Regions from separate parts of the Homo sapiens genome. Here region 2 is linked to region 1. Evidence: chromatin loops called from intact Hi-C (ENCODE). Cell type or tissue: natural killer cell. All regions are shown on one strand. Links, peaks and the distances in the headings refer to the core of each region. The heading gives the core; the rest is flanking DNA. Region 1 overlaps MCTP2 (multiple C2 and transmembrane domain containing 2). Region 2 overlaps LINC01581 (long intergenic non-protein coding RNA 1581).

What was found. Peaks named below come from ENCODE experiments on the same cell type or tissue, not always from the same donor. Only the 100,000 strongest peaks of a DNase experiment are listed, where the experiment ranks them.
Region 2: a loop joins it to region 1, with 5 times the contacts of the local background. A loop is called at or near these places in 12 of 110 quality-filtered maps.

The regions. Positions count from the first base shown.
Region 1 is chr15:94,318,454-94,333,923 of GRCh38, forward strand. The region is part of intron 4 of MCTP2 (multiple C2 and transmembrane domain containing 2); the gene reads left to right. Among named protein-coding and RNA genes, the nearest start is that of MCTP2, 95 kb to the left of the region's middle. In natural killer cell, for the core only: CTCF peaks have their summits at 5,953 (motif pointing left), 6,154, 9,040 and 9,242; DNase peaks (open chromatin) are centred at 5,958, 6,808 and 9,108; H3K27ac peaks cover 1,493 bases.
Region 2 is chr15:93,991,750-94,007,219 of GRCh38, forward strand. LINC01581 (long intergenic non-protein coding RNA 1581) reads right to left here. Exons shown (of 9, transcript NR_120320.1): 3 at 9,927-10,010. Among named protein-coding and RNA genes, the nearest start is that of LINC01580, 99 kb to the left of the region's middle. In natural killer cell, for the core only: CTCF peaks have their summits at 5,504 (motif pointing right) and 5,708; no DNase peak of the experiment used is centred there.

The DNA of each region.
Region 1 (15,470 bases), core at 2,612-10,611:
TTGTATTTTTAGTAGAGACGGAGTTTCGCCAGGCTGGTCTCAAACTCCTGACCTTGTGATCTGCCCACCTTGGCCTCCCAAAGTGCTAGGATTACAGGTGTGAGCCACCACGCCCGGCCAATAGTTTTTAAGTTTAGGGATATATACAGGCCCTGGACCTCTTCTGTTGGCCAACTACTCCTTTTCTAGCTTTCTCCATTTTTTTCTAGTTCTTTCTCCCTCACTGCTGTCAGGCAATACTATACTTCTCTATCAAACTGATGCAGTTACAGCAGATTCCGAGTAGATGGTCAGTACACTGATTAGATGATGAAGCCGTTGCACACATCGGAAAATGATACAATAGGGCTTATGTGCACTTGCTCCATATCTTGCTGTTTCAAGACCAAAGTCTGCTCTAACCCCAGCCATTGTCATCTCTCTCTGCAGAGTTTCATCACAGTCAAAACATCATGTGAGAATTTGGCTTTTATTTTGTGCAAACCTAATATAATCCAAATGTAAATACCTAATAAGGAGTCTAGGTCATAAACTGTGCTGTTTCAGTCCCCATTTCTTTTGAAACCAGTAGTAATTGTTCTTGGTTTTTTTTTTTTTCTTTCATTTTGGGGATGCTTTATTGTTATCTGTTAAGAAAATACCCCACTCTTTCAACATTTTTTATTTCATTTTTATACCTTGGGGATGCCTTCCTATGCTCTGACTATGTCAACTTCTGTTTGATTATCACAAGTATTAAGATGAAGGTATGATCTTGAGCCTGCTCAGGGCAAGACGGCATTTGAGTGTCTACTGTGGGTTCAAGAAGGGGTCCTCATTACTAATACATGTGCTCCCTCACTCCTGCCTCCTTTGCCTAGGTACAGCGTCACTTTTCAATACAGCATTATTTTCTACAAAACCCAACCCAGACTCAGAAGTTTTATCTAACACAATCCTTTGGACCAATAGTTCTCAAAATTGAATGAGCCTCAGAAGAGTCTTAGGAACTAATGAAAATGCACATCTCTGAGCCCCGCACACAGACTCTCTGATTCAGTGTGTCTGGGGTGGGGCCTGGGAATTTGCGTTTCTAACAAGTTCCCAGGTAAGGCTGATGCTGCTGGCCCAGGAACCACACTTGGAGAACCTTTGCTCTAGGCAGTCCCTGTCACAGGTGGGTGTCGGCACATGAGAAGAAACCCATGCTTCTCCTTAGAGGTAGAGTTTCAACTCTTGATTATGTTAGCCAGACATTGTATTTTCCTGGGGCTTTTTCTCATTACCTGTTTGCTGTCTGTCATTGGTCTCAGCTTTACTTAATTTGTATTGGAATATAATTTAATTTAGTATTAACCCAATTAAAACAGGTTTAAGAAACTGTGTGATATGCTAAAGTACTAACTATAACATGTTTTTGGCTTATCTATGCATTTACAATATTTAGTCTTTATAACGTGTTCTCCAATTCTGTAGATACTAAACCAATAGCTTATTGTTGCAATAGGAAGTATCTTTCAATACAGACTCAGATGGCATTTGTCCTATGCAGTCTTTTATGTTTTTCACAGGCATAAGCTCTGTCTCACCTCAATCTTATAAGATTTTACCTTTATAAAACATATACCTTTATCCTTAATTGGGGAAATGACTGATCTGCTCTATTACAATCTTAGTGCTGTATTAGGAGGGAGAATAGTTTATTAATCTTTTTTTTTTTTTTTTTTTGAGATGGAGTCTCGCTCTGTCGCCCAGGCTGGAGTGCGGTGGCACAGACTCGGCTCACTGCAAGCTCCACCTCCTGGGTTCACGCCATTCTCCTGTCTCAGCCTCCCAAGTAGTTGGGACTACAGGCACCCGCCACCACGCCCAGCTAATTTTTGTATTTTTAGTAGAGACAGGGTTTCACCGTGTTAGCCAGGATGGTCTCGATCTCCTGACCTTGTGATCCACCCGCCTCGGCCTCCCAAAGTGCTGGGATTACAGCTGTGAGCCACTGCGCCTGGCCCTAGTTTATTAATCTTTGTATGCCCTCCTGTGCTATAACTGATGGTTTATACACAGAATATTTTTAATAAATTTTAGTTCTTCGTTGAAGAAATCCAACTTCAGTGCTGGACTTAAGGAGCATTGAGGCCTGTTATACAAGGGAAAGTACCTTTTCAGAATGAACAGTATTTAGTCACTTACTCCCTTATTCAACAAGCATGTCTTGGGTTTCCTCAGTGAAATGGGCACTACACTGGTGTTCTTCTGGGGCTTGGTGATGAAAGTCAGCAAAAAGGATTTATATGATTTCAGAGATGAAGATGACTTTCATATAGGTCACCTGGTCCAGCTGCTGATTTAATGGAAGCTTTAATTCAGGAAATGGAAGCACAAAAATTGAATGACTTATTGAGGGTCACGTTGGGAGGCAAGATTCAGAGCAGACTGGGTGGCTCAGTGGGACAAGAAGAGGATTTGGATTTGGTCTACTACTTGGCTTTGTGACCTCCTTGTACAACTTACATAACCTCTCTAAAATGGGTGTGATGTACCTTGCCTCATAATGTGATTGTAAGGACTGAAAAAAGTAAAACAATATGGATGAGGCTGGGGGACAAAATGTTAAGTAAAATAAGTCAGGCACAAAAAGACAAATATCCCATATTCTGACTCACGTGTGAGCTAGAAAGTTGATCCGTGGAGACAGAGAGGAGAATGCTTACTACCAGAGGCTGGGAAGGGTGGGAATGGGGAAAATGAAGAAGGGTTGGTTAAGGGGTACAAAAATACAGTAGAAAGAATAAGTTACAGTGTTCAATGGCTCAGTAGGGTGACTATACTTAATAATAATTTATTGTATATTTCAAAATAGAAGAGAAGATTTGGAATATTCCCAACACAAATGATGTGTTTGAGGTGATGCATATTTCAATTAGGCTGATTTGATCATTACACATTGTATGCATGTATCAAAATATTACGTGTACCCCATAAATATGTACTATTATTATTAATAAAGATGTATAGATGCCATAGTGGCCTACATTTAGAAAATAGGCAATAGATATGTTGTTATAGTAATTAATGAATAATCATAATGCAAGTTGGCCATGTTCTTGACTCCCAGTACAGAACTCATTGCTGTGTTCCATGTCAGCTCCCCCGTCATTGAATTAGATGCTTGGTCCCTAACTTGTGTCAGTTTGCCAATTTCTCTGTGCTCTCTCTATGATCTGTCTTTAGCATAGGGTTTTTAAAATACAGCTAATCAATAAACAATGCAGGAGGTTAGGGGTGCCAACCCCTCATGCAGTCAGAAACCCACATATAACTTTTGAATTCCCCAAAACACAACTACTAGTGGCCTACTGTTGACCAGAAGCCTTACTGATAACATAAACAGCCCGTTGGCATATATTTTGTATATGTATTATATACTGTATTCTTATAATAAGGTAAGCTAGAGAAGAAGTGTTAAGAAAATCATAAAAGAGAGAAAGTAGATTTATTATTCGTTAGGTGAAAGTGGATCATCATAAAAGCCTGCACCCTCATTGTCTTCACATCCAATTGGCTGAGGAGGAGGTGAAAGACCAGGGTTTGGTCTTGCTGTCTCAGGAGATGCAGAGGAGGACAAAAATTCTGTATAAGTGAACCCTTGCAGTTGTTCAAATGCATGTTTTCAAGAGTCACCTGTATTTTATTTTCCTATGTGGAATCATGTATTTAATTTTAAGTAAAAAACACGGATCTAATTAATCACATATTTTTTATTATGACAGAGGCTCCTTCAGAGTTATTCAAATGTGTTGCAACCTTGACCATGGAGGAGCAGCAGCTTTAGGGCCTTTAATTCCAATTGCACAGCCCCTGTTTTTGAATTTTTTTTTTTTTAGGGAGAAAAGCTATTTTGATGAATCACTCTCTGCTAAGGAAGGAGTTCTGCATTTTCTTCGGATTGTTACATAATCATTACTGTCTGTTACTTTCTGTCTAGAACATGGATTAGTAGACTTTTTATGGCTTTATGGGCTATAAGTGAAAATTAACTCTTGACATAGTGAGAAAGCAGCCATAGACAATAAACAAATGAACATAGCTGTTTTCCAATATAAATTTATTTACAAAAACAGGCAGTGGTCTGGATTTAACTGATGGGCCAAAGTTTGTTGACCTCTGCCTAGAATATCATGGTCTGATTTTTGGATTCTTGCTTTGAAAAACTGCTTTAAAAACATCTACAACAAAGATGGTATAATCTCATTAGGCAGTCATCAAGAGTTGAGGCTAATGCTTTCAGCGGAAGCATCTTGGAAATACGACATGAAATCATGCAGAAAAATCCGGAGATGTTGGGTAATAAAAAGTCATTTTCTTGCTATTTAACTCAGCAGTGGAGTGGAAGAATATGGTGTCTCCCTTAGGAAAAGACAGCTCACAAACCCCAAGAAAGGATGTTAGAAAGTGCTTAGAGGGTATGTGATTGAGCATAGGAAGTTTTTGGTGACTTTGCCCACGAGGAAACACATGCAGAAAAGGTCTCAGATACCAGAGTTCCCTGTCTCTGCTGTGATGCCGTCAGCGAGAGGCTGGGAAATAGGCTTCACTGGCATAAAGAGCTGTGAGGTTTTATCTAAATCACTCCCTTCCCTGGTTCAAACACAGAGCTGGTATGTTAAGCAGGTTATCAAGGTGGGATTTGGAGATTTTTCTGGGAGTTTTGGTGAAGATTGCTGAACTACACCATTGTTAATTGTTCTTTAGAAAGACTCACAAGGAAGTCTGGCTTCAGAACAATGGGCAGGTTTAGCAATGGTGTTGGGAAAGGGGTAATGTTGTATAGTTGCCACCAGGACACCTCAGGGTCTTTAGCTGTGGCCTCTCAGTGTGTGTATGTGTGCAGACTTAAAAAAACAAAAACCTATGGGTAATGAAAAATGAAGTTGGTGGGAGACTAAGAACTCCCTGTCTTAAGCATGCTTAATACCCATGAATAATCATGGGCACAGAAGACTATCATGGGAGGCTGAGAAGTTTGGATCAGGTAGCTCTGGAAGTGTGGCCACATTTAGAAGATTGTTCCTTGCAGGTGGTTTTCCAGTTCTTCAAGAATTTCCTTTGAATCTTTGGCATGTGGGCCTTCAGCCTTGACAATAGGAGGTCTGGTATTGGGGAGCTCAGGAGTAAACTAAGCAGCCCTGTTATTATTACTGTTATTATTTATTGTTGGATGACTTTGGCTGCTGTAGTGGTCTTTCTAAGAACGAGTCTTACTCTGATGCTGTCAATGGTCCAGGCATGGCATTGAGCTCACCTTCGTTAGCAATCCGCATAGGAAGAATGGCCGCCATCTTCCTGCATGTCTGCTGTCTCAGCCATTGCCTGTGTGTTGTGTTCATCTGACCCTCCCTGTCCCCTCTTCTATTTCTCTCATCTTTCTTTGCTCTTTCTACTCTCCTTTTCTTCATCCTAACGTTTTCCTTTTATTTCCTTATATTCCCCATTTCCTTTCCATTATTTTCCGGGATGTTATACAAGATGTATTGTTTTCGACCAAATAGGACTTACACTTGTTTTAAGTTCTCGATCTGAGTAGCTCTTGGCTGTCTTAAACTTTGAGACTGGTAAAGCAGAAGAAATATGTGAGCAATCGCCTTTAATTCCAACTGCTTCATGATTTGGTTGATGCATGGAGGAAACTGAACCCTGGGTCCATTTCCCATGGGAAGGAATGTGGCCGAGGAGGAGGTGTTCTGGCGTCTTAGAGCTGGTCTTATGCTCCAGGCCTGGCTTGAACTTCAGCCTTGCGATATGGGCAGGTCTCTCGTCCTGTGCAAAATGCTCAGCTCATACCCTGTTGGCTCGTAGAGCGCTAATACGTGGAAAACAATAGCCCTCGCTTTAAAACCCTGTGCTTTGCTGTAATGTTAGGCCGCTGTAGTAGTTTACCACTGTGGGCTGAGGGAATACTGTGTTGCTGGTGCCCTCTTGTGGCCACTCTGTAGCGTTGCAAAAGGAAAAGAAAAGTTAATGGAAGTTCGCTGTCACATTACTAGGGCCGTGAAAATCACTTCAGCTGTAGGTTGAGGTTTGATGGTCTTTTTTGATGCGAGTTTTAGTGGATGAAAATAAATGAACACTCATTCAGAAAACTGCTCTCTTTCTCAATTTCCAGCACAGGTAGATATCTGACGTTCGTTTCTAGAGCAATGGCAGCTTTATATGCAGATAATGGAAAAAAATGTGCTACATAAGTCAAGTTCATATTTAAAAGGAGTAGTTCAGAGAAAAAATTTAAAGATCTCTCGATACTGTGAGAATTATGCTATGTAATCGCTGTTACATAGCATAATTTTTACTATTATTAAATAATTGTTATCTTATTGTTTATTATATTATTATTCAATTATTGTTGTTTAATAAATTACTAAATTGTTACCAAAAAGTTAAAATGACTGATTTAAGTCCTGGTTTTCTTTTGCTATTTAGCAGGCTAATTTTTATGATGTTGCTAGAACTCTGTATTGTATACTGAGCAGCGGTGTAGCTTCCCAACAGGTGTGTTCTGAATGGGATGTACTGAAGTATTCATTCTGGCAGCCCTCTGGGCACCTCTGTTAGGCTTGGGCCACCATAAACCCTGCTGTGCCCTACAGACATCATTTTGTTTTGTGTCATGATGTGACGTGCTGAAGAGTGCTGGATGGTGGGTGAGGGTTATGCGTGGGCTTTGGACATGGACCACCGGAGTTTGGATTCTAGCTCAGACACGGTCTAGCCATGAGCCTGCTAGGCTTGCGGTAGGATTAACCTGGTGTGTGTGCTTGTGGAGACTTGGTGGTGGTCGTGGGGCGGGGCCGTGAGGTGGGTGGAGCTGAAACAGTCATATGCAATAAACATTAGCTGTTACTATTGCCGTGTGAATTGTCATAGTTATTCTTGGTATAGTTATTCTAGTTTGGGTTTTGTTTTTGCATTTCGCCTGTGGGAACAGGAATGACTTTGTGATTTCCCCATCCTTTTTATCGTGGGCTTATCTTCCCAGTTTCCTCATCAATTTTTGTACTTTTTGTGTATCTTTTTGCTCTTTTACTTCTTTTGAGATAAAAGTTCCTCCCCCTGCCGCCACCACCACCTCTAACCTGGGTGGTGTGAGGGTTGTGAAAGGTGTTTTCTTGAGGTCAGGTCTTATTTTCTGTGAAACAGGAGAAATGAGAGACTCTTTTAAAAGGCACCTTATTTGAATAAAGACTCTGTCGTGGATTGAGGTTTAATTTTCCCCATCATAAATTTGACCTAGAAAATGCCCCTTCATGAGTAAAACTGGTGTTGACGAAGGCACACCACTAGGCCTTACCGAAATTCTGAACCTACTCTACTCCATCGCTCCGATTTTTTTTTTTTTTTTTTTTTTTTTTGAGACGGAGTCTTGGTCTGTTGCCAGGCTGGAGTACAGTGGCGCGATCTCGGCTCACTGCAACCTCTGCCTCTCTGGTTCAAGTGATTCTCCTGCATCAGCCTCCCGAGTAGCTGGGATTACAGGCATGCGCCACCATGCCCAGCTAATTTTTGTATTTTTAGTAGTGATGGGGGTTTCACCATGTTGGCCAGGATGGTCTCGATCTCCTGACCTTGTGATCTGCCTGCCTCAGCCTCCCAAAGTGCTGGGATTACAGGCATGAGCCACCGTGGCTGGCCCGCCCCGATTTTTAAAATCTATTTTTCTTTCTAAAATGAAAGAGAATCTGGCTTTTAAATGTTTGGTTACCTGGTGTTTTCTCTCTACACATTTTTCTCTGTATTATAAAAACTTTATTTTGGAGAAGAAATTAAAAGCTTAGGGCACCATACTTTGTTCAGTCAACATTCTGAATTAAGTTTGTTCAAAATTTGTAACATTAGGAATAATGCCACAACAAACGTTCTTATACCTAAATCTGTGTGTACAGGTTACTTTTTCATATATTTGCAAGTGAGTTATTTATTCAGGTGGATTGCATTTTTTGTGTTATATGATCTGAGCATTTCAAGATTCTCATTAAAAAATTGCCAATTTACTCTTGAGAAAGACCTATTTGTTGACCTACTGGTGTGTGAAAGTGGGCCACTTTTTGTTTCTCACCTACCTTGTTATGTGGAATATTATTGTTACTTTTTTTTTTTTTGAGACTGAGTCTCGCTCTGTCACCCAGGCTGGAGTGCAGTGGCATGATCTCAGCTTCCTACAACTTCTGCCTCCTGGGTTCAAGCAATTCTCCTGCCTCAGCCTCCTGAGTAGCTGGGATTACAGGCATGGGCCACCACGCCTGGCTAATTTTTGTGTTTTTAGTAGAGATGGCGTTTCACCCTGTTGGCCAGGCTGGTCTCGAACTCTTGACCTCAGGTGATCCCCGCCCCACCCCCCCCCAACCTCGGCCTCCCAAAGTGCTGGGATTACAGGCATTAGCCACCGTGCCTAGCCATATCTTTGTTAATTTGATAGAAGGAAAGTGTTGTCTTGTTTTTTTCTTTAAATTGTTTTCATCAATTTGGACCTTTAAATATGTTTGGTTAATGAGATATTTGCTTCTCTGCATAGTCTGTTCCATGCATCACTTGTTCATTCTGTCTCCTGGGCATGTTCACATGCATTTTTTAAATTTGTCACTTGCCTTTAGATTGTGTTTATAAAGTTTTTGTTGCAAAAATATTTTTAATCTTACGATTCTTTTCTGGAAAGTGTCATTTTTTATCTAGAAAGCTTCTTGAGAGACACACACATTCACCTACATTTCTTCTCTTTTCTATCTAGTTTTACATTTTTTCATTTATTTCTTTGATCTCTGTCAAGTTTACTTAGTTTCTGGCCCAGAGTAGGAACTGAGTTTTACTTGAACCAAATGGCTATCTATCTAACTAGGACTAAATATTTCTTTTCGTAATGATGTGACGGTCACTTTTTAAGTATACATTAAATTGCAGCACATATTGGAGCCTGCTTCAACAATTTCTCTTTGATTCCTATTGATGTTGTTCTCTTGTTCGGCATCAGCTCCACACCAGAGTTTTATTGTATTGAAAATTCAGTCCTTTTTATTTTGCAACATTTGGGATTTGCTTCTCATTGGAGTACCTTCTCTGAACACCAGATGGCATGAGATCATTGGCCACATCTGGGCCAGTGTATCAGAAAAATTGTTGTTCAAGAGCAAATGTGAACCTTTCAAAGATGCAGACACCCATTCTGTAACACAGGAGTGGTTTTCCTTCACTCTTTGAGTTTTGGTAGCTTGTGGATGTCCTGCAGTAAGTGATTAGAGCTGAGTTTTAAAATGGTTTCTGTTTATTCCTTTGCCACTTGGTACATATCATCACCGGACATGTTTGTCCCAACAGTCTTTAATGTATTCCCACAACTGAACCATTTCCTCTGAAGATTTTTGTTGTATGGTTTTGTTTTGGGACTCTGTGCAGTCTTGTGGATTGATCAGAATGTCTTGATGCTTTGCTGCTTTATAGAGTCAGTTTATCTGTTTCTGTGGAACCCCATCTCAATTCCTATGAAATACCTTGGAGCAAAATTGGGATGTTTTCTATTCCTGCTGCGTGTAAGAAAATTGCCTTACACCCAACCAAACATCATTGGCTTGAATTAAATGTAGCATGTCTTCTATTTGCTTGATTGGGGCTTCTCTTGAGGGGGTGGTTTTTATCAAGTGTTTATTTCTTTTCTTTTTTTTTTTTTTGAGATGGGAGTTTTGCTCTGTCACCCAGGCTGGAGTGCAGTGGCGTGATCTCGGCTCACTGCAGGCTCTGCCTCCCGGGTTCATACCATTCTCCTGCCTCAGCCTCATGAGTAGCTGGGACTACAGGTGCCCGCCACCACGCCCGGCTAATTTTTTGTATTTTTAGTAGAGACGGGGTTTCACTGTGTTAGCCAGGATGGTCTTGATCTCCTGACCTCGTGATCCACCCGCCTTGGCCTCCCAAAGTGCTGGGATTCCAGGTGTGAGCCACCGCGCCCGGCCTATCAAGTGTTTATTTCTATACCACGATGATACTTGCTGTGTTTCAAGTCACTCTTTTAATGTATTTGTTTCATTGTCTGTAAAGTTGGTAAGAGATATTCTGCCTGTGCGCACGTTGATGTGTGTTGTGTATTCCCACATGTCCGTGATTTACTCATGTCTGAGTTTTGATTTCAGTGACAGTTAGTCCTATCACACCATCATTCCTTGCTGAGTTTGAGGCAGGGAGTGTGGCCTGTCATGGTGAAGGGTGTTATTCTTGAGACTCTCTCTATGTAACAAATTGCCTTGAATCTCAGTAGCAACCATGTGTTCGTGAATTCTGGGAGTGTAAGTTTGGACAAAGCCCAATGGAGTTGGCCTGTTTTTGCTGCATGCTGTCTGGGGCTTCACCTGGGAAGAGTTGAAGGTTGGGAGGACTTGGCTATTGGGGTCCTATCTTTGGAAGACTTGAAGGTTTGTTGATTCCCATATTGTGTGTGTGGAATCAGGTGTCTGGAAGATGAAGATGGTTCCACATGAGGCCTCCCCATGCAGCATGTCTTCCTCATGACATGGCAGCATCAGAGTCACTAAGCTTTTTATGTGGAAGCTCAGGGCTCCAGGCACAAGGGTCCCAGCACAAGGCAGAAGCTGCGTCATCTTTTATGATGCAGCCTTGGAAGGAACACTGCACCACAGTGGTTGAAGCAGTCACCCAATTCAAGAGGAATGGGGACAGATACCCTACTTTTTTATTAAGTACCACAGAATTTGGGGGCTATTTTGTAAAATTACTGTAGTTCTGAAGCCTTTAGAGTGAAAACAATCTGGGTTCAAGGCTCAGCTCTGAACTTTCTAACTTTCCTCATCCTTTAAAAAAAATTTTTTATTACATGTATTTAAGGCACAACATGATGTTTTGATATACATAGTGTATTAGTAGTCCGTTCTTGCATTGCTATAAATACCTGAGACTGGATAATTTATAAAGATAAAGAGCCGTCATTGACGCATGGTTCCACAGGCTGTACAGGAAGCATGATGCTGGCTTCTGAGGAGCTTAGAATCATGGCTTCCAGGGAGCAAGCATGTCACATGGTCAGAGCAGGAGCAAGAGAGAGAGAGCAGGGAGGTGCCACACACTTTTAAACAATCGGATCTCTTGAGAATTCGCTCACTGTCATGAAGACAGTACCAACAGGGATGATGCAGAGCCATTCATGAGAAATCCACCACCATGACCGGATGACCTCCCACCGGGCCCCACCTCCAACATTAGGGATTACACCTCAATATGAGGTGTGGATGGGGACACACATCCAAACCATATCACATAGTGAAATGCTTCCTACAGTGAAGCCAATTAACATATCCATCATCACATAGTTACTTATTTGTGTGTGGTAAGAGCACTTAAAATCTATTCTCTTAATACATTTTTAATATACAATACCCTTCCATTAACTAGAGTCCTCATCGTATGGTAGGTCTCCAGACTCACTCATCTTACATAACTGCACCTCAGTGCCATTGACCTACTTCACCCTATTTCTTTGCTCCCCTTCACTTGGAAAAAAGTCTTCTACTTTTTGTTTGTGTGTATTTGATTTCTTTTTAGATGCCACATATGAAAGACCACATGGCATGTTTTTTCTATGCCTGGCTTATTTCACTTAGCATAATGTCCTCCAGGTTTATTCATGTCATTGCAAATGGCAGGATCTCCTTTTATAAGGCTGAAAAGTATTCCTCATCCTTAAAGAAGCAGTGTAAAGCATGTCTATCTCCTTTTGTAGGATTAAAGGAGATCATTCCCATGTTAATGTTATTCTTGAATTTTGGTCCTGTTCTATTTTTTTCTATAAAGGCTGGTGTCTATTTTCTTAGACTTAGATTTGTGCTTAAATAGTGGCTTGGGTGGGGGATTATTTTTAGTAATTTTTAATAAGGAGAATGCGAGAGTATCAATAATCATGTATGCTTTGGTAATAATGGGTTTCTGGAACACAGATTACTAATATGCATATAGGTCTTGTAGATTTCACCCTTTATACAGATTCTAAGCAACTGTATTCATTGATTCTCTGGCTTACTCCTTTCTTATTTTTTTTTCTCCTCTAAACCTTTCTAGTCTCTTTTTATTGTAGTATTCTAGCTGCTGCCTCTCCTCTCCCTTTTTTCTATGTTGTCATTGCCTTCTTCTAACTTTACATGGGGCCCTCGTTTTTTGGTGTTACAGGGACAACCATGTATGAGGTTTCTAAGCCGAAGTTCACACCCTTATTGGGGTGACCAAGAATAGAGATGCAGGCATATGGGAGTGTTTGTTTGTTTGTTTGTTTTGAAACAGGGTCTCACTCTGTTGCCCAGGCTGGAGTGCAGTGGTACAATCTTGGCTCACTGCAACCTCTGCCTCCCAGGCTCAAGCAGTCCCCCGACTTTAGCCCCCCAAGTAGCTGGGACAAAAGCTGCGCACCACCATGACTGGCTAATTTCTGTATTTTTTGTAGAGGTTGGATTTTGCCATGTTGCCCAGGCTTGTCTTGAATTCTGAGCTCAAGCAATCCACCTGCCTCGGCCTCCCAAAGTGCTGGGATTACAGGCATGAGTCACCATGCCCAGCCCAGGCATATGTTTTTAATGACCACTTTGCCAAAAGCCAATTAGTTCAATCATCTATTCAACCAAATGACCAATTCACTGAAATTACTGAATTCATCATGTTAATATATTGACAGTGTTTTTCTTCTTCTATTTATAAAGTTATAGCTATTGATATTCATAAAAATATTGGATGGGGACTTTTAAAAATAGCTTTTGAAGGTCTCTGGCTCATCTTAGTTGATGGGTTATAAAGACAAAGCCAAAAGAGCATTTTAAACAATATTTAATTTGTGTCAAGCCAAAACAATAAATGATGGAAGAGACTGAATATGTCATAATTTAAGCTGCAGATCTACAAAGGGGAAGTGTAAGGACAGAAAAAGACAAGATGTTAGGGGAAGAGGTTGGGGAGGGACTGAGAGTAGGAGAAGGCAGGGGAGGCATGTGGAGGTCTGGGATGGTATGGGGTGGGGCTGAGGAAGTTCAGGGGGGCTGTGGTGCAGGGAAGAATCCGAAGACCCAGGAAGACCTCCTTCCCCAGTTCCCTAGACCTGCCTTATGTCTCATTGTTTATCCTCTATGAGTTGCTATAAACTTTATAAATAGTTAAACAAGTTTTAGTAACATTGAAAATTTCAGGTCACTGATTTCGCTGTATATTGGTCATTGGAAATTCTTCCAGTAAATTGGACTTTGGTAAATTGCTTGGAGCTATTACATCTCAGGGTCTGTCCATGGGCAGACCTTGCCCGAGGAGCCAATGAAATGTTATACATGGCAGGTCCATTTAGAGGAAGGAAGTCAATTGTATTTGGGAGAGAAGTTCAGGAATAGTTCAATCAGAGTGTGCTAAATGGCAAAACATGGACAGGAAGGCCAGTAGAAGACTGGGGAAGAAACTGTTCTGTGGTTGGTATCAAAAACAGCTGTGAGAAGCATGCGGCCCTTATCTGCAAAAGAAAGATGGGCCATGATAAGCCTGGGAATGTGCATGTTCTGTTTATTTTGGTGGATAAAACCACTGGCTTGGAATTCTGCTGCTTTGAATCTACCACTATCTGAAGTAATATAGATTTTTCTCTGCATGGGAGAAGTTCCTTCTTTCTCAGATGGCCGAGGAAAAATGTCCTGTAAATTTCCATAATGTCCATTAGGGTTTCTGAAGAGGTCAATTAAAAGAGCCGCACTAGAGCTGAGTAGCTCAGCTCTACTGTAAGAGGCCAGCAGCACCTGTTCAAAACTTAGAAACAACGTTTTTATTTTTATTTTTTCTGGTGTCAAAGTCAGAACTTACAGAGTCCATCTAAAAGAAGCTCAGGGCTGATTCTTTTCCCAACAAAAAGAGAAGATCCTAAATATGTGTGTATATTCAGAAGACTATAAATGTATGTGTGTAAATAGAATAGTCACTTATTACTCTTACCCTATTAGATAAAAAATTTAAAATATATACGTTTTATATGTTTCCAAATACTAGTTTTGTCATTGGGGTTTTATATATGTAGCTCAGTGTCCCTAAAGAGCTAGTAAATAATTGTTGACTTGAATTTGAAATCTTAAGCTCTCCCAAAGAAAGTTATCAGATATTCGAAAATGTGAACTTAGTGTAAAAATATGGTGATAATTTCCTTTCAGGAGCAAACAACTACTTTGGGAAATACATTTGATTAGAAAATTTTTCAAGCTAAAGACAACATTTCTTTTGGATAAATTGCATGGCTAAATTTTATAACTTGGCAAACCTGCTTTGCTGATAGCAAATAAGTAAGCTTTTCCTACAAATAATGCTTTTGTATTCAACACAGTGGATTTTTAGTCCAAATTAGGAATGCTAGTTTTTAGAAAATGTTACATGGTAAGTTTATATATATATATGCACAGACATACACATAAAGTGAACATTAAACTGAATCATAGAAATATATTTATGGGCTGGGTGTGGTTTTATATTTAAATTACATGCCTGTAATCCCAGCACTTTGGGATGCTGAGGCAGGCAGATTGCGAGGTCAGGAATCCGAGACCAGCCCGGCCAACGTGGTGAAACCTCGGCTCTACTAAAAATACAAAAATTAGCCGGGCCTGGTGGCGGGCATCTGTAATCCCAGCTACTTGGGAGTCTGAGGCAGGAGAATTGCTTGAACCCAGAAGGTGGAGTAGGTTGCAGTGAGCCGATATCATGCCACTGTACTCCAGCCTGAGCCACAGAGCAAGTCTCCGTCTTGGAGCAAGGCGTATAAGAATTCTGATGTCTTATTAATTGAAGAAAGCAGGTAAATAATACTGTATAAAGACTGATCCCTTTTTGTGATAAGTGTACATTTAAGCATATAAATTTGAAGTACATATCAGCTTATTAAGCTTTTCTAGATGGGAATATTTTTTCTTTTTTAAAAACTTTTTTTTAAAAACCATTGCCATGAGTTATATCAAAAAAAAAGCAAAGAGAAGTTGTTTGTAATTAGAGCTGCATTACAGGTTCATTTTATTTGCATATTAACAATTGTTCTTGAGCTGTTCAATGTGATATTGACTGTTTCTATTCACCATTTGTATTGGTACCAGCCATGTTCTTCAATAGCACTCTCAAGGTGGTAAGAGTTCCTAAAAATGATAAGTAAAATGAAGGGGAGAACAAAATCTTCAAATTCTATAGTTCTTGGTGACTCTTTCCTGATGATAGACTTGAGTTGCCATGGGTCCTTACTGAGCTGCCTGTTATTTTTATTAATTGTATCTCCAAAGTGGTCTGAAATCCTCAATGAATACAACAGTAGGTAAGGAAGCAGCCAGTCCTTATGAGGACTTAGTGATTTTTAGTTTTTATACAGCTCTTTCTTTCTAGGACAGCTCAGATTATTTTATAGAAATGTTCCCAAATCACACAGAATCCCTGCGAGAAGTAAGTAA
Region 2 (15,470 bases), core at 2,368-10,367, 330 kb before region 1:
ACAGTTTTTGATTTTCCAGTCCTGTGTTACTGCACTTGGAATAATGACTTCCAGCTCCATCCAAGTTGCTGTAAAAGACATTATGTTGTTCCTTTTAATGGCTGAGTAGTATTCCACATACTATGGAATGTAAAAGAAAAAAATATATATATATAACATTTTCTTTTTTTTTCCTTTTCTTTTTTTGAGAGGGAGTCTTCCTGTGTCACCTAGGCTGGAGTGCAGTGGCACGATCTCAGCTCACTGCAAGCTCCGCCTCCCGGATTCACGCCATTCTCCCGAGTAGCTGGGACTACAGGTGCTGGCCACTGCACCCGGCTAATTTTTTGTATTTTTAGTAGAGACAGGATTTCACCGTGCTAGCCAGGATGGTCTCGATCTCCTGACCTCGTGATCTGCCCGCCTCAGCCTCCCAAAGTGCTGGGATTACAGGCGTGAGCCACCGCACCCATCCCACATTTTCTTTATCTGCTAAATAGTTGATGGGCATTAAGATTGGTTCTACATCTCTGCAATTGTTAATTGTGCTGCTATAAACATACAAGTGCAAGTGTATTTTTCATACAATGACTTCTTTTCCTTGGGGTAGATACCCAGTAGTGGAATTGCTGGATCGAATGGTAGATCTATATTCAGCCCTTTAAGGAATCTCCACTCTGTTTTCCATAGTGATTGTTCTAATTAAGATTCCTACTAGCAGTGTATAAGCATTCCCTTTTCCTCATATCCGCCAACACCTATTTTTTTGACTTTTTATTAATGGCCATTCTTGTAGGAGTAAGGTGGTATCACATTGTGCTTTTAATTTCCATTTCCCTGATGACTAGTGATGCTGAGCATTTTTCCGTATGTTTGTTGGCCATTTGTCTACCTTCTTTTGAGAAATGTCTATTCATGTCCTTTATTCACCCACTCTTGACCTATGAAAACAATTTTATATGATTTAAGTTATGTGCTGTCTAGAATTTTCTGAAGAAAATCAATTAATAGGAGTAATAAGAATATTGTGACATGTTTAAGTGAGATTTCCTAGAGCCCACTGTTTTGGCCTTAGATATCATGGTAAGTCTTGGTTTTAGACAAATACTACATATCACATTAAGGCAGTCTTACTATAATTATAATTTCACAGTAAAAGTCCATGGAAAGTTGTTGCTGACTTTACTTCCTCTCCTAACTACTCACACAGCAGGTGTAATCCTGAGGTCTCAGAACATTCATGTTTATGTCTTGCAATTGATTTTACAATAATAAAAGACAAGACACATGAAGAAATAATGAGACTACTTAAAGAAATAGCAAGGTTTAAATAATGTCACTTAGCTCTTCATGGTTTACAGAAAATTTTATAGGAATTATTATTTTATCTTCTCCTTATAACTATCTTATTAAGTAGGATTTGTGATTCTCATCATACAGATGAGGAAACCAGAGTTTAGAGAGATTAAATCTTGTCCAAGTTTGCCTATCCAGTGGTTAGATTTGAACTCTGTTTATCAAAACCCAAAACTAAATATGTTCTACACTGGTCTGCTCCATGTATCCTGACTTCTTCTTTTTTATTGAAAGAGGTCCTTCTCCTACTGGCCGTGAGTTTTCAATCCTGCATGTTTGTTAATCCATTGCCAATGGAAACGACCAGACAAGAGGAAGATTAGGAATGTCGTGTTGGTTTTTGGAATGGCATTTCTCAAAGAATATTGGGATGAACACTGATTCAGTCAGAGATTTAAAGGTGTTGTGGTCAAAAGAAAATTTTGAAGTTCAGTTAAATGAAGCTAAACAGCTTTATTTCTTTTAGCATAGGGGTTGTCAGAAATTTAAGTAAGCTAATATGCATTTGAATCTTTGAAAAGACACCGAAGAATATATAAGGACACACACATTAAACAGCAATGATTTTTTTGGGAAATAATCCCAAGGCTAGTGTCCCTTTTAGCACATTTTGGGAGTGCTGGATTAGAAAAGTCATCTCAGATTCCAGGTAAATAAATTACTTCTTTTCTTTATGGCAGACTTGCTGTAATGAGAAGAAATAAACATTACTAAACTCATCAAGGTTCGGGTAAAATTTCAGTGCTGTCACTCATCAGCCATGTTGACTGGGACGTATTATTTAGTAGTATCAGTACTATGTTATCTCATCTGCAAGAAGGTGGTAACAATCTCGAAAGAATAAAACTTTTGTTGAGGACTGAGAAAAATGGAAAGCACTTAGCGTAGTACTTGGCAGGCAGTTGGCATTCAGTCAGTGATGATAACTTTTCTTTCCCCCACAACTTGATCTGAGTCTTTGCTTTCCATTCCTGGACTACTGAAGACAATTTCTAAAGATAACACTTGTCAATGGCCCTCATCCAAGAGAATATCACACAAATATGATCTGCAGAGCACAGGGTATAACAGTTCTCACACATTGTGGAAATGTCAAGGTTTATTATGCCCCTGTGACATATTGCCATGGCTTAATTTACATTTCCATTTGCTTTATGAGAAGTTTCTTACTCTGGAACATCTGACCTCTCCTTGATGCCTCTTTTATTCTTCAAACTGCTTTCCTAGCCCATCTGGCCACATATTCTAACCCTTCACTTCTGAACCTGAAATCTAATGAAGCAAGAGTATAAAACAAGCCTCATTTCATTACTCTGCATTTTGTGAGCCAGTGGTTTCAACAGTGTATAGTTATGGGACCATTATAGTACTTTTCCTATGGGAATATCTAATGGCCTTCTGTGGAACAATTTTCTTCTTCTTTTGACCTCTATCTTAATATAATCATTCAAAGGATATTCAGTGCTTTGTGCCAAATTTTAGCCATGACAAACTACTTCAAGATTTCAACTTCATAAGCAAGAGAGACATATTTTCATAAAATGCTTTTTTCCCCCACTTAAGTTAGGTGCTTATTTTATTAAAATGAGAAACTCAGTTGACATTTTTCTACACTCAAACCCCTTTTTAATGGGAGAAAGGGTTGAGAGAGAGAAAAGGAAGGGAGGAAAGAAAAGCAAAAGAAGGTATGTATGCACACCCAAATACTTTTTAAGAAATAGGAACTGTCTCTCAAACTTGATTTTTTTTCCTTTGGCAAAGAAGGGAACCATGCATCTTCATGGGCAAAGTCAAGGTTGGCATATTTGACTCCCATCTGGCTGGGGGCCAAAGTGTAGATGAACAAGCCATTATTTAATTAGTCCAGGCAGAACCGAAGCTTCTGATCTGTTTATCTTACTTCATCTAAGGTAATCAGGATCTGCCATTATGTGAGACTAGCGTGGCTATGTGCAGATATTTCAAGCAGGTGACAGACTGGCAACCGGCCTTCCCCAGGTAAGATGAAAGAAACCAAAAGAGGATCCAAGTATTATTGGGAGCTTCAACCACACTGTGGGCCTTAAAAGAATTTCAAAGAGAAGGTCTCATTTAGTTTAGTCCTTACCATGGTCCCGTGACATAAATACCAATCATTTCACTCACAGGTGAAGAAAAGGAGGCTCAGAAAAGCTGAGCAACTTTTCCAGGGTCACAGAGCAAATGATTGGCAGGCAGAGGCTGCAAATCTAATTCTATCTGCTTAGACTTAAGGGTTCCGGGCACTAAGCAACCCTGCTTTTCACTCACATTACATCTTTTGGCTGCTACAGGCCATTGTTTACTCCTGGAGACTTCTCATTTGGCTCTGCAAATTCCATTTTATTTTTTTTTTTAATGAGAAATCATTTATTTTTTGACTACCTTTCCAAGTACCTGGATAATCCCTAAAAGTAGTACTCATAAACCCATGGAGAAGTTGTAAGACCTGATGTTTTTCTTGTAGTAGATGGAGTATTTGCTATGAACAGCAACATGATGGCTTATTTCCAAGGACTTTCCTCTCTTGCTCTCCTCCTTTCCCCGTCTCCTCATACACACACAGACACACACACACACACACACACACACACACACCACACACATTCATGCTCTCGATCTCACATGCACATATGGCTCACTTGCCCTAAATACAGTGAAAGAGATTTTACATTATTTAATTCATTTTGAGAGAGAGACTGACTTGATTCCTGCTGGTGATTAGCATGACTACAAATGCATGTGAAGCAGGACGGATGGCTAATTCTCCTGCCCTACAATTCAACTTAAACCATAATTCCTAAGATAGATTTCTTCTCTCAATATTAATGGGAACCAGATGCCTCTTGTTAATAATAATGTATGCTCAGGAAAAGAGAGACAGAGAGATTTTTTTTGTTTTGTTTTTCAAAAAATATTAGTGCTGTCTAGCAAGGAAGAATGTATAATTTATACTTAAAAATATATATTTGTGTTGAAATATAGATTTGTATTGAAAAATGTATATTTGTATGGAAATATAGATTTGTATTGATAATCTACCATCATTCAGGTAAGACCTACCTACATTATTTACCTCCCTGCAAGTAGGTAACATAGAATGTGAAAGAGACTTTTCTTTTGAGTTTATGCACTTTGTTCTTTATTTAGTGATATGATTCTCTCTCTCATACAATAAGAGATCAATACGAATGTTAACATGAGTTACTATTTTCCCACTTTATATGACATTTTAAATTTTAATTCCATTTGAGTTGTGATACTAACAGATGAGAAGGTACATGTGTTATTACCATGCAAATTATTTAATTTTTAATTAGGTCAATTCATAGGCAAAACAATACAAAATAAGGCTTATTCTGAAATAGTTACCTCATTTAGAAATTTGAGCGTAGACTGGCCATTTGAACAAGCTTCCTTTATTTCCATTGCCATATGCGGTTGTTCAGTTCTTTTCAAAATAAACTAAGTACTGCCTGCTGTGCACATGTGTTTGTCAGAACCATCCATTCTTGAGTAAGATTTAGGGGTAAAGCACACCAACCAGCAGCCTAATTATTCCAGAGTTTCAAGGTATCCATTCACATGCTCCAATCTGTCCACACTAGAATGAGGGAAATCCCACTGTGTGTCCTTAGGCAAGTCCCTAGACATTGCTGTGTCTTGGTCTCCTCACCTGTAAATGCTGGAAGACAATAATAGCTATCTCACATGATTCTCATGCAGTTTAGGTGAGAAAATACGTATCATTGTCTTCAGCAGCCCTTGGCATAAAATAGGAGATTGATGCGCTTTGGCTGTAATAATTATGATATTATTAATCAAGCAAAATATAACACAACAATAATTTATTGTCCCTTTCACCTTAAAGGGACAAATTATTCCCTTTTCAGATATTCTATAGCACAAATTTTCTGTGCAATCATAGAAGTGTTCAATTTGCTATCGCTTTGCTATATATCATGGTCTTACATGATCACTGTCTCACATAATCATTTAATATATAATATTGTTATATATCATAATTATAATTTTTGTTTTGCTTGTAGCTGAATTTGTTCTCTGCATCACATCTGATAGTCATAAAATTCCAACAAATGGGATGAAACAGAAATGTGCAGCTAGATGTCATATTTTGGGCATCACTAGAGGGAGCCAGAGGTAACAGAGCAATCACGTTTCCCAAAGTAAACTTCATTATGCATTAACAATATTTGCCAAATGTTGATAGCATATCTACAGTAAATACATTATGTAAACTTGTCCCTTGGTTCTAAAGATGTGTACAATATAATCACAGGTCTCAAGGAATTTATAATCTAATCAAAGAAACAAATAATATACATTAAAAACCCATTAAATGATCATGTAAGACGATATATAGCAAAGCAATCACAAATTGAATGCTTCTACGATCTCTCAGACGATTTGTGCTATAGAATGCCTAAAAAGGAAATTATTTGTCCCTTTAAGGTGAAATAACCTGGGAATGTTTCATGCATAAATACGGGCATTGAATAGGGTTTAGAGTACCAGAATCAGCATCCGGACTAGTGGAACCTTTAAAGGATGCAAGGAGTGATGCTGTGAATGTGCCCATCTCCCTCTCATGGAGGGCTCCTGTTTACTACTCTACTCCTTTATCCCTAGGGCATGGATCTGACTCAGCTACTCCCCATGTTAAATGTGGTAAATGGTTCCAACTGCTTCCTGGATTAAACTAAATGTTATAGCCTGGCATCACATGCCTACATTATTTTATTTAGAAGTAAGAATGTAAAGGTATACTTTTCAAGTCAAGGTATAGCTTGACTATAAAAGGGGCTAGCAGGTCATGCGTGGGCTAAATGTTAGGGACAGCGGGGACCCACGGAAGGTTTTTGAGCAGTTGAATATCTTGACTTAGTATCAGTATTAAAATAATTGTATAGGCACAAAATCGATGAATTTATTACCCAAAATTCTTATTCAATTCACTACCTTAAATCCAACTCCACTCATTGGTAGAAATTGAGTTACCAGTAAAATGCTAGTTTTTATGCTTCTTCAAAATTAGTGTAAAAATATGAAAACCAAAAACAATGTCATAAATCTTTCAGGTGTCTTGTCTTCCTTATCCTTTTGGGGTCTGGGGATTGGGGCAGCAACCTTATCAATAGTGGAAGTTACTTTTCCTCACAGACCCATTCAACTTGGAGCATGCCAGTTGTGAAGGTGTTATAGGTTTCCAAGAAATAGGAGCTTGAGAAATAAAGAAAGGAGTATCAATGAAATTTAAAGGGATTTTTTTTCTCTCTCTTAGAAAAACCAAGAATTCACATAAGGTGAGGAACGCTAGTTACTGGAAGGGGAGGAGTGTAATTTCCAAACAGCCTCATCACTGTACAGGATGATCAAGCAAAGCCTTATGACGGTACTGGCCCTTAAAAAACAGCCACTTGGAATAAAAAGTAGCCCTCATAGAGTTAACTTATCTGTGAAAAACCCATTGTCACTTCCTAGATTCTGAGATTTCTAAAAGTATAAAATGTATCATGTAACTTGGAGTATCTAACATGACTTGAGTTTCCACTGAGCATGAAAGTCATTTTTACATCTTTTCAAGTATTAAAGCATGTTTTTAACACTCACTAGCCTACCGAATTCCCCTTCTAGCCTTTCCTATCTTCATGGCACCCAACAGCTATTTTAGAGCAACTGTTCTACTCGAGGCACCCGGTAACTGCAGGAGATTTATGGAGAAACAAGTCATAGCCCTTGCTCACAAGCGGCTGAACTGACTAACCACAGGGATGATACAAGGAAACAAATGCCTATCATGTCCAAAGACTAAATAATATGTAGTGGAAATGCACTGGAGGAAGGCTTCTTGTCTCTTTTGAATTAAAACTCTGAAGAAATATTAAAGGTGGAGTAGATAGTAAAGACATGGGACTAGTAGATGAGCAGAAGCATCCTGGAGAAGGAATAATCAGGGCGAATTTTAAAATGAAAACTGCGTGGAACATGTTCAGAGCACAGCAATACTCCAGTTCAGCTAGATGGGAGAATGCGTGAAGGGGAGAACTGAGAGGGACATCATGCGACAGCTAAATGGGATGAAAGCATTCAGGCCTGGGATACCCAGATACGATATTTGGGTTTATTTCAGAAAGCAGTCAGGAGTCGTTTAGAGCATTTGATGTGGCGAGTAGCTGAGTCCGAGTCACAACTCAGGAAAATTTAAAAATTAGTCATAAAATAACAAGTGAATGAGAAACGGGAAAACCCAGGTAGCAAGGAGACCAGAAATGTTGAGAGAAAGATATGAAGCCCAGATTTTGGGATATTACAGAGAAATGCAATGATTTTGATGTGCTAAAGACAGTTCAGACATGTTGAGCCTGGGAAACAGGAGAATTGACAGCGTTCATAACAGAAATCGGAAAGTTGGGAAAAGAGTTGGAAATTGGACTCTGGAGGTATGGGATTACATAACTATATAGAGGAAGACAATAGATAGATGATAGATAGATAGATAGATAGATAGATAGATAGATAGATAGATAGATATCTTGCACTAAGAAAGAAATATAGGCCTAGAACCAAAGAGAAAATTTAGGCAAAGATTACTTGTTTGGGGCCCTATCTTAGTGCATCACATATGAATGCTGCATCTGTGATTAAAATTACATGAAATACCTAGTTTTGGTTTTTGCTAGGGTGCTTTTTGCTCTGCAAATATATTATGAATCTTATATCTGATTTTCTTTAAGTCAGTTGTCACTTGGTACTAAATTATGTCATGTCGTTAAGGATTTCACAACCTTTGTAACATCAACAATGGTACTGACCACTGTTGACCTGGTTGAATAGTAACTGACTGGTAACATGAAAGCCATCTTCATGATCCCTCTAATCATCGACCCTGGAGATAACATTTAAATACAGTCAAAGCTTAAGCTGATTCATGCACTACTGCTAGAAGCATAAATTTGTACCACTTTTCTGGAGCAAAATACAGATATGTAGCAAAAACTTTAGAAAGTATCTAAATCCTATTACATTGGAAATGCTCTTCTAAGAATGTATCCTAGATGACAGTGACATAACTTGGTTAAAATTGAAGCACCAATTTATTTAATAATAAAAAACTGGGTCATCATATAAAATGTCCATTTATTACAGGTAAGACATGAGATATTAATATAATTGAATACCTCATCTCATTAACAATGATAAAGTACATGTGTATTTACTGAAAATAAAATACAATTTCTTTGTGGAAAATAAAAAGTACCTTATAAAACTATATGCATAGTATAATTATTTATATATTATGTTGGCATATGCATCCACATTAGAATATTTAAAAATGTATTTATCCATATCCATATAGATATATAGATATAGATGGATATATATTTGTGTATGAGGTTGAAAAAATATTTGCAAAGAAATCTGAAAATGCATACATAAAATATTAGTAGTAGTTATCTTTGGAATGTAGCATATGGGGGATTTTTTCCTTAATGGACATTTTCTACAATGAACATACATAAAGTACACAAAACCCCCCAAAGTTTGTAAATATTTAAGTTAATCCAAGTTATTGGAACACTCTGAAAGTCTGGCTTATGAAGGTGAGAGCTGCAGGTCAGAATGCAAACTGAAGGTGGCTTCCAGTTAGAGCCAGGCTGGCCCCAGTGCTGGGCTGAATAGGAGAGCTGGCTGAGCCCTGAGTTTCCGAGCTGAGCGAGTGAGCCAAGTTGGAGCAATCGGTTACAATGGGGGGCTGGCGTGTGCCAGAGGTAAACATGGTACGATGTTTGGAGATGAGGTGTTAAAGACTGCCTCTTCTGAGACAATGTTAAGAACAAGACTTTGTTCTGAGTCTGCTCTTCTGGAAGGCCTCAGCTTCAGTGTCCCCAGTAATCAAGCCAGATGTCTTAACATGGTCACTTTTTCACGGTCTCTGACAGCTGACAAAATGTTTCGTCTGTGAAAAAAATAATGCAATATGGACACAGACACTGAACGATTTAATAAGATATAGCAGATAGTGGGGGGAAATGCCCCAGACAAAAACAAGAGCATCTCTACCTTTGTGGTTGCAATTCAGAGTAAAGGTTTAGAGGGGTTTTTTAAAGTAAATAATTCTCAGTTCACTAAAGGAAATGTACTCAGCAGAGAAATGCTCAGAACAGTGAGATTTTGATGATGGAGACTGACCCCAGGTCATCCCAAAAATGCACTCCCTGGCTTTAGGGAAATAACAAATCCTTGTCAGTACTAGCATTTTTCTGTTTGCTATCAACTTTTGGGGGTTTTCTCATCATCATCATTATTATTAAAAACACATGTCAACAAAATACAACTAATATACATCAGCAGCAAGTGTTCTCTAACAGAAAAGGGGGGGATTTGAACTGCTCAGATGTTTCTGTTAGTTGCCAAAAAAAAAAAAAAAATACATCTGGTGAGTCTTCCTCACTGATTTCCCTCCTATTTTTTCCCTCCTTCTCCTAAGGGAAACTGAATGATTATTTGGACAATATGTCTCAGAACTATGTCGTGTTGGGGCAAGGACTAACCATAAGAGAGGAATGTTGGACGTTGAGAACGTTGCTCATGGCTTCTCCACTGAAGTGACAGAGATGGCCAGGAATAGAATGGTCCTGGGAGGAGAAATATGCACAGATGACATGGCCAGGCACATATTTCCACTTCCTTACAATACTGAGTTACTGACATACTTTTCCAAACCCTAATGCCACATCTTGCTGAGTGTCAGTTAAGATGGTTCAGGTTGCAAGAGAATGAAAGTAGTTTAAACTAGCTGAAACATTAAAGGGAATTTATTTACTTATGCAATTAAAAAGTCTACAGAGGGAGTAAGTTTCAGGTACATTTTATTTTATTTTTTTAAATCAGGGCTCCAGCTGTACTTCTCTGTGTATCTTTCAACTTTTCCCACCTCTGAGTTTCTACTTCAACCATGCAACACACTATCTATGAAAAAAGAGAGACTATGGATGTTCCGCAGCTCCCAGCGATGTTCCTGAGCATTTCATTGACTGGACTGCCTTGTGACCAGTGGTTGCCCTAGGCTTTATTTCCTGAACTAATCACTGTCAGGGAGGATGGCATTACCATAATTGGATTAGACAATTCATGATGTCTACTCAGCCCACGCAAACCATTTGTCTGTAGGGAAAAGGAGGAACAAATGTTGGAGAACCAACCAATGTGTCCTCTGGTGAACTGATGAAGTCATTTTTCCCCAGCTAGAGATATATATAGGTATATATAGTAGTATATATATATAGGTATATATATAGTTATATAGGTATATATATAGGTACATAGGTATATATATAAAGGTATATATGTAGTGGCTTAAAATGGTATAATTAACTACTATATTCTCATTATATATTATATATAGTATATATATAGAATACATATACTATATATACTACTATATTCTATATAGAGAATACTATGTACTATACTACTATATTCTATATACTATATAGAATATATAATAATATATCATACATCATATATAATTATATATAATGTAATGAGAATATAGTAGTTACATGTTATAGTTCTATATATAGTACATATAATATATTCTCATTATATATAGTTGTATATATGATATACAATATTGATAATATAATATATTATAATATATTATATTATTATATAATATACAATATATTATTATATTATATATACCATTATATATGATTATATAAATTTATATAATTTCATATGATTATATGAATTATATAATTTCATATGATTATATGAATTATATAATTTCATATGATTATATGAATTATATAATTTCATATAATTATATGAAACTTAATCTAACGTAATCTATGCCAGGCACCATTCTAGGTACCTGAATGTGTTGAAGAACTGTTTCTAAGGAGCTTATGCTCTAGTGACATGGTATTTGATATATAAAAATATATATGTATATATTTGTATATACAAACCTAGAACATATATAATGAGAATATATGACTACTATATATACTATAACATATACCTACTATATTCTATATACTATATATAGAATATTATATACTATATATACTACTATATTCTATATATAGAATATTATATGCTATATATACTACTATTTTCTATATATAGAATACTATATACTATATATACTAATATATAATATATTAGCATATATTATATTATTAACATACACTCTATATATGATATAATGTATATATTTATATAATATAATGTATTATATATTAAATATATATATGAGAATATATATTGTATATGTATACTATATATAGATCTATAATATATATCTAATATATTCTCATTATATATTATATATAATTATATATCCTATATAATATATAGAATATAGTTGTGTATGTATAGTATATAGTATTCTATATATAGAATATAGTAGTATATATAGTATATAATGTTCTCTATATAGAATATAGTAGTATATATAGTATATAATGTTCTCTATATAGAATATAGTAGTATATATAGTATATAATATTCTATATGTAGTATATAGAATATAATAGTTGTATGCTATAGTATATATAGTAGTTATATATTCTCATTATATATGTTCTAGATTTATATATATAAATATATGCATATGTAATTTTTATATGAAATATCATGTCACTAGAGCATAAGCTCTTCAGAAACAGTTCTTCAATACATCTCAGGTGCCTAGAATAGTGCCTGACATAAAGTACACACAAAATAAATACACTTATTGTTGAATGATTGTTGCATGTCCCAGGTGCTGCATATTTGAACAGAAAGCATAGACCATGCAGCATTCTCCATTCTCCTTCTGCTGCCCCCTCCCCTTCACACAATGCTGCATACAGACCCAGTTGTTCACAAACAAACTTCTTGCAGGCACCTTTAAACCCCAGGCGATTCAGCTTGTAAAAAATCATGTCTGCCTGGCTCCCTAGTAAAAAGACTTCAATCAGATTAGCTCTATGAGATGGGGGCATAGATTGATAGATGGATAGAGTTTGTATTCAAAAGCTATTCCCAAATAGCCTTTTGGTTGCCTTTCTAAAGTTCTTCAGACTGCTCCAAACATTGTTGTTGATAGCTATCAACAGCAAGGCTCCAGAAATGGACATAGAAGGTACATCGTGCCATCATAGAGGACAGATGATACTTTAAGGCTCATTCTGATCTGGAAGTGCTGTTTATTACACCTGCACGATGAGTTTGGGTACCAGATTTGGATCACCTTATTTGGAGTTAGTTTAAACAAGGGGATGTTGTTTCTATGTTTCTGCAGACTTTCATGTGTGTGAGAGGGAGACTAACTGTGGTTATCATTTGACCCAGACCGCTTCCTGAATCAGTCTTATAAGAAGTTTCCCCATTCTTTTTTTTTTTTCTTTTGAGACCAAGTTTCACTCCATTGTCCAGGCTGGAGTGTAGTAGCACGATCTCGGCTCACTGCAACCTCCACCTCCCGGGTTCAAACAGTTCTCCTTCCTCAGCCTCCTGAGTAGTTGGGATTACAGGTGCACACCATCACACCCAGCTAATTTTTGTACTTTTAGTAGAGATGGGGTTTCACCACGTTGGCCAGGCTGATCTCAAACGCCTGACCTGAAGTGATCCACCAGCCTTGGCCTCCCAAAGTGTTGATATTACAGGCGTGAGCCACTGCGCCCGGCCAAGAAGTTCCCTCATCTTTAACTCTTGTGTAATTGCTGTTTTCACTGAAACACAGTTTGCTCAGAGTGGAAGGCAGCTGGGCTGTTTGCTCCTCCTTGGTTCGCAACAAGACAGAACTTGGCCTGAGAGGAGGGCGGGGGATTTATTTGAATAGCATTCCTGAGGAAGACAGGGCCTGTGCGCTAGAACCTTGGATTTCTGGAGTCACCTTGGAGAGGCATTCAGGCTGATAGTAGCTAAATCCCCTGTAAGAAATGCCGTGACTCAACATTCTTATGCTCTGGGGCATAGTGCCTTCATCTTCAGAGTTCTGGACTCTAATCCTGAAGAGTGTGTGCTGGTCCAGAACCTCAGAGATACTCCCTACATGGTTTACATATGAGTAACAATGCTTTGTGTTTTCAGTTTATTCCCAAAAAGGTGAAGGTGAGTGAGTGCATGGGGTAGAAAGAGGGACACTCCCTCTTGTTATCTCCATCACATATCACATTTGCAAACTGATATATCACAAATACTGCACACATAAATTTCTTAGGGTATAAGCCTTTTTTTTTTTTTTTTTCAAATTTTTGAGGCAGAATCTCTCTTGTCGCCAAGGCTGGAGTGCAGTAGCGCAATCTCAGCTTACTGCAACCACCACCTCCTGGATTCAAGCAATTCTCCTGCCTCAGCCTCCCAAGTAGCTGGGATTACAGGCACCCACCACCACACCTGGCTAATTTTTTTGTATTTTTAGTAGACACAGGGTTTCACCATGTTGGCCAGGCTGGTTTCGAACTTCTGGGCTCAAGTGATCCACCTGCCTCAGCCTCCCAAAGTGCTAGGATTACAGGCATGAGCCAACATGCTCAGCCACATTCACTGACTTTTATTACATTGTTGTCATCAAGCACATAGAAAGTCTGACATTTGCTTTATTAAGTGGACTATCTGCTGTCCAATCTGAAGGTAAAATCAATTATGATTTTAGGTTCCATTCTTACAGTCCCACCACTAAGTTTCCCAACTACACCCTACCATTTTCTGCTGTTAAATTGTTGTCTGGATTCCACTCAATGATGTGCTGATAAATGTTTAATGACCAGCTCTCTGGGGAAAAATGCAGATAAAAGTATAAACACATTGAGAGGTGAAGCCAGCTGGACCTCCTGGGTGGAGTGGGGACTTGGAGAACTTTTCTGTCTTACAAGAGGTTTGTAAAATGCACCAATCAGTGCTCTGTAAAAACGCACCAATTGGCGCTCTGTAGCTAGCAAGAGGTTTGTAAAATGCACCAATCAGCGCTCTGTAAAATGGACCAATCAGCATTCTGTAAGATGGACCAATCAGCAGGATTCTAAAGGTAACCAATCACAGGGAGGATTGAGAAAAGGGCAGTCTGATAGGACAGAAACAGGACATGGACGGGGACAAGTAAGTTAATAAAAGCTGGCCACCCTAGCCAGCAGTGGCCCGCTGGGTCCCATTCCATGCTGTGGAAGCTTTGTTCTTTCACTCTTCACAATAAATCTTGCTGCTGCTCACCCTTTGGGTAGTGCCACCTTTAAGAGCTGTAACACTCACCGTGAAGGTCCGCAGCTTCATTCTTGAAGTCAGGGATACCACGAACCCACAGGAAGGAACCAACTCCGGACACCACATGTTTATTATAAATTTATCCATATAAAGGATATGTGGCAAACAGCTGATAAATAATAATAAAATATACAGTACTCTTTATTATAAATTCCATATCACTAGCTGTTTCTCACAGAATGCTATTGTTGATTTTGTCTGACTTCCTGTATCTATAGCCAACCTAAAACTGCAATTGATTAACCAAGTGAAGTTTCAACATGAATATTGATGTGTTCTTTTACTTGAGTTAATCAAAGGGAAGCGAATTAATCAAGATGTATGTCAAAATTCTTACTCATTTTTTTTTGAGTCAGATAATAGTTTTCCGATACTACAAAATATAATCTCGTTAATTTCCTATGCAATTCACCATGTAACGGCTACAGACTTGACATATTTTAAGTTTATTTTACATTATAAATAGTTGCTCCATAGTCATTTTCTTAAGTCGAGACAAGCAGCAAAATAATAGACCAAGGTTGTGTTTGTAGCTTTTTTCAATTTTCATCGTGTAAGTATTCTCACCATGGTGGATTTTAGGCTGCCAGTCTGATGTCACTGAAAGTAGACTTGGGAAGAGAGACAGAGTATCTCATATTACATAGTATTTCCACTATGTAGGTAAAACAACGCAATCCGAAGAGCATAGATAAGGGCAAAATGTAGTGGAATAATTAGAAAGTGATGTGTTTTGAATATTTATTAGCTTTGTTATAAGATTATTTAGTCGTTGTTTGTATATTTTACTGTTTAATAATGGCTGTATTTAACAACCAGGTCACAAAATTCCTGAAAAT